2 separate regions of the Homo sapiens genome follow, and region 2 is linked to region 1. Evidence: read pairs that join two places in POLR2A ChIA-PET (ENCODE). Cell type or tissue: PC-3. All regions are shown on one strand. Region 1 has its middle 300 kb from the start of CSNK2A2IP. Region 2 has its middle 120 kb from the start of EPHA3.

The links. ChIA-PET counts read pairs that join two places held together with the same protein. Peaks named below come from ENCODE experiments on the same cell type or tissue, not always from the same donor. Only the 100,000 strongest peaks of a DNase experiment are listed, where the experiment ranks them.
Region 2: POLR2A ChIA-PET joins it to region 1 with 6 read pairs; 2 of 35 experiments call an interaction of 5 or more read pairs at or near these places.

Annotation. Positions count from the first base shown.
Region 1 is chr3:88,634,754-88,638,753 of GRCh38, forward strand. No RefSeq gene overlaps it. Among named protein-coding and RNA genes, the nearest start is that of CSNK2A2IP, 300 kb to the left of the region's middle. In PC-3, no CTCF peak of the experiment used is centred here; no DNase peak of the experiment used is centred here.
Region 2 is chr3:88,986,653-88,990,652 of GRCh38, forward strand. No RefSeq gene overlaps it. Among named protein-coding and RNA genes, the nearest start is that of EPHA3, 120 kb to the right of the region's middle. In PC-3, no CTCF peak of the experiment used is centred here; DNase peaks (open chromatin) are centred at 389 and 2,449.

The DNA.
Region 1 (4,000 bases):
TAAAATCCACTCTAGATCTGCCTTTTGATTTATTTAGGATTTATTTGACAAGTGACAGAGAACCCATCTCAAACTGGTTAAATCCCAAAAGGAAAGGTGTGAATCTGAAGTGTAGAGGATTTTACATGCAGCCTTATCCAAATATAAATGTCTACAGGGCACAATTTATATCTTTCCTTCTCTGTGATGTATCATCATTTATACTGACTGCATTTTAAGAGAGGTAGCAATTTCAGGACTTACCTTATTGAAGCTTTCTTTACATCTTGTAAATAAAAGTGGAAGAAGCCTATTATTTTCAATTTAGATACCTCTAAAAGAGAAAATTACTTCATTGGGCAAATATCATTTTAAATTATTTGAATACTTAAAAAATATAAAATTAAAAAAGAAATAAAATAAACAAATGAGTCAGGCAATGGATGAATACTAAATCCAGAGTGTCTATCCAGAGAGAGATGAGGCATAAACTTAAAATATATCCAAATAGAATTAACTGAAGAAAATCAAAGTAATCAGCGTTAGGGAGTTATGGCAACCAGTAGTAGGATTTCATGCATGGGGCACTTAGATGCAGTGGAAGAAAATATAGTCCATGAGTCCAAACAGTGACACTTTCTTTCTTTTTTTTTTTTTCCTTATTTCTTCTAAAAAAACAGAGGGATACATGTGCAGAAAGTGCAGGTTTGTTACATAGGTATACATACATGTGCCATGGTGGTTTGCTGCAGCTATTAACCCATTCTTTTAGTTCTCTCCCCTCACCATCCACCCCACAACAGGCCCTGGTATGTCTTGTTCCCCTGTCTGTGTCCATGTGTTCTCAATGTTCAAGTCCCACTTAGGAGTGAGAACATGTGGTGTTTGCTTTTCTGTTCCTGTGTTAGTTTGCTGAGATGATAGCTTCCAGCTTCATCCATGTCCCTACCAAGGATATGATCTCATTCCTTTTCATGGCTGCATAGTATTTCATGGTGTCTATGTACCACATTTTCTTTATTGAGTCTATAATTGATGGGCATTTGGATTGGTTCCATATCTTTGCTATTGTAAATAGTGTTGCAATAAACATACATGTGCATGTGTAATTATAGTAGAATGATTTATATTCCTTTGGGTATATACCCAGTAATGGGATTGCTGGGCCAAATGGTATTTCTGGTTCTAGAACCTTGAGGAATCACCATATTGTTTTCCACAATGGTTGAAGTGGTTTACATTCCCACCAACAGTGTAAAAGCGTTCCTATTTCTCCACAGCCTCACCAGCATCTATTGTTTCCTGACTTTTTAATAATCGCCATTGTAATTGGTGTGAGATGGTATCTCATTGTGGTTTTGATTTGCATTTATCTGATGATCAGTGATGTTGAGCTTCTTTTTTCATGTTTGTTGGCCACGTAAATATCTTCTTTTGAAAAGTGTCTGTTCATATCCTTTGCCCATTTTTTGATGAGGTTGTTTGTTTTTTTCTTGTAAATTTCCCAAGTTCCTTGTAGATTCTCAGTATTAGGCCTTTGTCAAATGGGTAGATTGCAAAAATTTTCTCCCATTCTGTAGGTTGCCTGTTCACTCTGATGATAGTTTCTTTTGCTGTCCAGAAACTCTTTTGTTTAATTAGATCCTATTTTTCAATTTTGGCTTTTGTTGCAATTGCTTTTGGTGTTTTAGTCATGAAGTCTTTGTCCATGCCTATGTCCTGAATGGTATTGCCTAGGTTTTCTTCTAGGTGTTTTATGGTTTTGGGTTTCACATTTAAGTCTTTAATCCAGCTTGAGTTAATTTTTGTAGAAGGTGTAAAGAAGGGGTCCAGTTTCTGTTTTCTGCATATGGCTAGCTTGTTTTCCCAGCACCATTTACTGAATAGGAGATCCTTTCCCCATTGCTTGTTTTTGTCAGGTTTGTCAAAGATCAGATGGTTGTAGATTTGTAGTGCTATTTCTGAGGTCTCTGTTCTGCATCACTGGTCTATATGTCTGTTTTAGTACTGGTACCATGCTGTTTTGGTTACTGTAACTTGTAGTATAGTTTGAAGTCAGGTAGCGTGATGCCTCCAGCTTTGTTCTTTTTGCGTAGAATTGTCTTGGCTATATGCGGTCATCTTTGATTCCACATGAAATTTAAAATTGTTTTTTCTAATTCTCTGAAGAACCTCAATGGTAGTTTGATGGGAATAGCATTGAATCTATAAATTACACTGGGCAGTATGGCCATTTTTACAATATTGATTCTTCCTATCCGTGAGGATGAAATGTTTTTCCATTTGTTTGTGTCCTCTCTGATTTCCTTGAGCAGTGGTTTGTAGTGCTCCAGGAAGAGGTTCTTCCCTTCCCTTGTTAGCTCTATTCCTAGGTATTTTATTCTCTTGTAGCAATTGTGAATGGGAGTTTATTCATGGTTTGGTTCTCTGCTTGCCTATTGTTGGTGTAAAGGAATGCTTGTGATTTTTTGCATATTGATTTTGTACCCTGATACTGCTGAAGTTCCTTATCGGTTCAAGAAGTTTTAGGGCTGAGATGGTGGGGTTTTATAAATATAAAATCATGTTGTCTGCAAAGAGACACAACTTGAGATACTCTCTACCTGTTTTAACACGCTTTATTTCTTTCTCTTGCCTGGTTGCCCTGGACAGAACTTCCAAAACTCTGTTGAATACGAGTGGTAAGAAAGGTCATCCTTGTCTTGTACTGGTTTTCAAAGAGAATGCTTCCAGCTTATCTTCATTCAATATGATATTGGTTGGGGTTTGTCATAAATCTCTCTTATTATTTTGATATATGTCCCATCAATACCTAGATTATTGAGAGTTTTTAACACGAAAGGATGTTGAATTTTATCAAAGGCCTTTTCTGCATCTATTGAGATAATCATGTGGTTTCTGTCTTTGATTCTGTTTATGTGATGGATTATGTTTATTGATTTGCATATGTTGAACCAGCCTTGCATACCAGCAATGAAGCCATCTTGATTGTGATGTATAAGTTTTTTGATGTGCTGTTGGATTTGGTTTGGCAATATTTTATTGACGATTTTTGCATCAATGTTCATCAGGGATAATGACCTGAAGTTTTCTTTTTTTTGTCATGTCTCTTCCCAGTTTTTGTATCAGGATGATTCTGGCTTCATAAAATGAGTTAGGGAGGAGTCCCTCCTTTTCAAATGTTTGGAATAGTTTCAGAAGGAATGGTACCAGCTCCTCCTTGTATTTCTGGCAGCATTCAGCTATGAATCTGTCTGGTCCTGGGCTTTTTTTTTGGTTGATAGGCTATTAATTACTGCCTCAGTTTCAGAGCTTGTTATTGGTCTATTCAGGGATTCAACTTCTTCCTGGTTTAGTCTTTGTAGAATGTATGCATCCAGGGATTCCTCCATATCTTCTAGATTTTGTAGTTTGTTTGCATAGAGTTGTTTATAGTATTCTCTGATGGTAGTTTGTATTTCTATGGGGTCAGTGCTGATATCTTCTTTATCATTTTTTATTGTCTATTTAATTCTTCTTTCTCTTCTTTATTAGTCTGGCTAGTGGTCTATCGATTTCGTTAATTTTTTCAAAAAACCTGCTCCTGTATTTGTTGATTTTTTGGAGGGTTTTTCGTGTCTGTATCTCCTTCAGTTCTTCTCTAATCTTAGTTATTGCTTATCTTCTGCTAGCTTTTGATTACTTTGCTCTTGTCTCTCTAGGTCTTTTAATTGTAATGTTAGGAAGTTGATTTGAGATCTTTCTAGCTTTCTGATGTGGGCATTTAGTGCTATAAATTCCCTCTTAACACCGCTTTAGCTGTGTCCCAGAGATTCTGGTACATTTTCTCTTTGTTCTCATTGGTTTGAAAGAAATTCTTGATTTCTGCCTTAATTTCATTATATACCCAGGAGTCATTCAGGAGCAGGTTGTTCAATTTCCATTAAATTGTATGGTTTTTAATGAGTTTCATAATCCTGAGTTCTAATTTGATCGCACTGTGGTCTGAGAGACTGTTTGTTATTATTGCAGTTCTTTTGCA
Region 2 (4,000 bases), 350 kb after region 1:
AATCATAAGAAAAAATGGGTTTTATTCCATCAAAGTAAGTATTTTTGTTTCAATGAAGGACACTATAGACAAAATCAACAGCTACTTCATAGACCAGAAAGCAATATTTAAAATACCTAAAGCATCTAAAGATTAACAGTAAAAACATAAAAGGAACTCTTGAAAATCAAAATGAAAAAAATTAGAAAATGCTATGGATAAAGGGCTACAGGTTATGAACAGATCCATCACAGGAAAGAAAATTAGAATGCCTAAGAAGTAGACAAAGATATGACTAAACTCACTTTTAATAAGATGTTTCACTTATGTAATGCTACATAACACAGAACCCAAAATGGAGAGGCTTGAAACAAAAAAGTGATTTCTTCTTTGCCTCAGGGGATAATGACTGGCTTATTACTCATTCAGCTGCATTTATCTTTGAGCTTTTCTAGAATTGGAACGTCAAGGCTTGCTTCTCTTACATATGTGGAACCTCAGCTGGGATGGTTTGAACAGATGGGGCCACACATCTCACTTTATCTGGGTATGTTTTCTATCAATGTAGACCACCTCGTTATACAGTTCAGGGGTCTCAGAGAGCAAAAGCAGAAGCACAAACTGGCATAGTATCATTTCTGCCACAATCTATTGGTTATAGTAAGTCACATAGCCAGATAAAGAAAGGGGAATTCGGCCAGGTGCAGTAGCTAACACCTGTAATCCCAGCACTTTGGGAGACAGGTGGATCACCTGATGTCAGGAGTTCAAGACCAGCCTGGCCAACATGATGAAACCCTTCTCTGCTAAAAATAGAAAAATTAGCCAGGTGTGGTGGTGGGAGCCTGTAATCTCAGCTATTAGGGAGGCTGAGGCAGAAGAATCACTTGAACTCGGGAGGCAGAGGTTGCAGTGAGCCGAGATCGCGCCACTGCACTCCAGCCTGGGGACAGAGCCAGACTCCATCTCAAAAAAAAAAACAAAAAAAAAGAAAAAAAAGAAAAAAAAAAAAAAACAGAAAGAGGAAATAGTTGTAATCTCTTAGTGCCAGAAGTGGTCAAGAGCTTGTGATTATATTTAACTGCAACATTAGTTAGGTGCAAAAATCTTAAAACAGTAATAGTATACTACTTCTCACACATCAGATTGGTAAAAGGCATGAAATTTGAATAGGGTTGGTAAGGATGTAAGAAAGCAAAAACCTTAATGCACTTATATATAGGTAATATAAATATTGAAAGGACTCTGGTGAAGCAAAGAAATAAGTAGGATTTGCTTTCTGACACAATATTTGTGATTATACATTCCAGAAATATTTTTGAAAAGCTCCCTAGGTGAACCTCTAAGAAAATATTTTTTGCAGTATTTTTTGTGGCAGTGAAGCTATGAAGGCATCTTATATGACAATCACTGTGGAATTCAGCAAGTAAAACAGGGTGGATTTATATTGAATCTCATAAAGCTAGTAGAATCAATGACATAAATATACTCATGGAAACATGAAAACATTTTTAAAAACATAATGTTGACTGAAATAAAGCCAAAATGAAATAAATAAGCAATATAGCTCAATACATTTAATGTAAATGAAAATAACACATCTGACTTAATAAAAAACTTTTCCAAAAAAAAAAAAAAATTGGAGAGGCAAAGCAAGATGGCCAAATAAAAGGCTCCAGTAGTCATCTGTCCCACAGGAGCACCTAATTTAACAACTATCTACCTACACAAAAACACCTTCATGAGGACCAAAAATCAAATGAGCACTCACAGTACCTTGTTTTAACTCCATATCTGAAAGAGGCACTGAAGAAGGTAGGAAAGACAGTCTTGAATTACTGATGCCATCCCTTCCCCATTCACCCACAGAAGTGCCTTGCCACAGAGAAAATCTGTGCACTCAGGAGAGGAGAACACAGTGACTGTGAGTCTTTGCATTGATCTCATTGCTGTCTTGTCATAGCAGAAAGCAAAACTAGGTTGGAACTAAGCTCACATCAATCTACGGAGGGCACATTTAGAATAGCACTATCCAGAGGGGAATTGCCCATCCCAGTGGCTGGAAGTTGAGTTCCAGCAAGCCTTGTCACTGTACTCTAAAGTACTTTGAGGCCCTAAATAAATTTGAAAGGCAGTCTAGGCTACGAGGACTGCAACTCCTAGACAAATCATATTGCTGAGCCAGGTGTGGAGCTGGTGGATTCGGGGGGCATGCAGACTACTGAGACACCACCCGGAGTGGCTAAGGCAGTGGTTGTGCAACGCTGCACAGCTGCAAACTGCAGCTCCAAAAGAGACCCCTTCCTTCCACTTGAGGAGAGGAGAGGGAAGAGTAAAGAGCACTTTATCTTGCATCTTGGATATCAGCTAAGCCACGGTAGGATAAGGCACAGTCAGAGTCATGAGGCTCCCATTCCAGGCCTAACTACCAGATGACATATCTATGCATGCCCTGGGCCAGAAGGGAACCTGTTGCCTTGAAGGAAATGACTCAATCCTGTCAGGATCCATCACCTGCTGAAAGAGCTCTTGGGCCCTGAATAATAAACAGTGATACCTAGGTAGTAAGCCAACGGGATTCAGTGAGGCTCTGAGATGTGCTGGCTTCAGGTGACACCCAGCATATTCATGGTGGCTGTGATGGGAAACTCCGTCTGCTTGACAGAAGCAGAGGAAAAAGTAAAGGGGACTTTGTCTTGCATCTGAGATACCAGCTTGGCTGCAGGAGGGAAAAGCACCAAGTGGGCTCTTGGAGTCCTTGATTCCAGGCAGTGGGTCCAGAATGGCATTTCTGGACCTTCCCTAGGCCAGATGGGAGGCCCCTTCCCTGAAGGGGGGGTCTCAGGCCAAGCAGCATTCACAACAAGCTGACTGAAGAGCCCTTGGATCGTAAAGGGACATTGGTAGCCTGGCAGTACTCTCTATGGGCCTTTGGTGGTGTTAGCCACAGGGGGAGACTCCTCTGCATGTGGAAAAGGGAGGAAAGAGTGGGAAGGACTGCATCTCACGGTTTGAGTGCCATTTCAGTCACAATAGACCACCAGGCTGATATCTAAGGTTCTTGAATTCAGTCTCTGGCTTATTGTTAATCTCTTACTGCACCTAATTTATACATTAAACTTTATCATAGCTCGTATGCGTAGGGAAAACCACAGTATATATAGGGTTTGGTCCTATCTGCAGTTTCACTAGGAATCTTTATCCACTGACAGTCTTGGAATGTACTCAAGAATAAGGAGTGAATACTGTGATATCTAAGATCAGCAGAAAATTTTTGGTTTACTTTTCACTTTGCTATAAAGGTCACTTATTGTAGCTCTTGTTTAGTTTAGACCAATTAACATTTTCAACAGGTTTTGTGGAACAGCCAATATAATGAAAATACAAACTGAAATTGTAAAATATGCTGCACATGTATTGACTTGGGTCTGGATGATTAACCTTGATTGATACTATAGTCTAGTTAACATAATTAGTTAGCCATAGTACGTATACCTCATGTTGTCTTTAGCACAAGAGATAATAATTTTGTGGAAAACTAAGTTTTATTTGGAAAATTACCACTTTCAATACAAATACTCAGAGAAACTTTCAACTCTACCTAAGTAAATCATCTTGAGAATAATATCTTAGTGATAATACAAATTAATAATTGCAGTGGGTCAAGTGGGAGTTTTAAAAATTCAAGAAGCAAACCAAAAAATTATCACAGTCTGGGCAACATGGAGAGACCTTATCTCTACAAAAAGGAAAAATAAATAAATATGCTGGGCATGGTAGTGCTCACCTGTGATACAAGATGCTCAGAAGATTGAGGTAGGAAGATCCTTTGAGACAAGGAGGTAGAAGCTGCCATTAGAATGGAGACCCTGTCTCAAAGGAAAAAAAAAAAAAAAAAAAACTGGGCGTGGTGGCTCACGCCTATAATACCAGTAGTTTGGGAGGCCAAAGTGGCAGGATAACTTCAGCCCAGGAGTTCGAAACCAGCCTCCTCAACATAAGTGAGACCTTGTCTCTACAA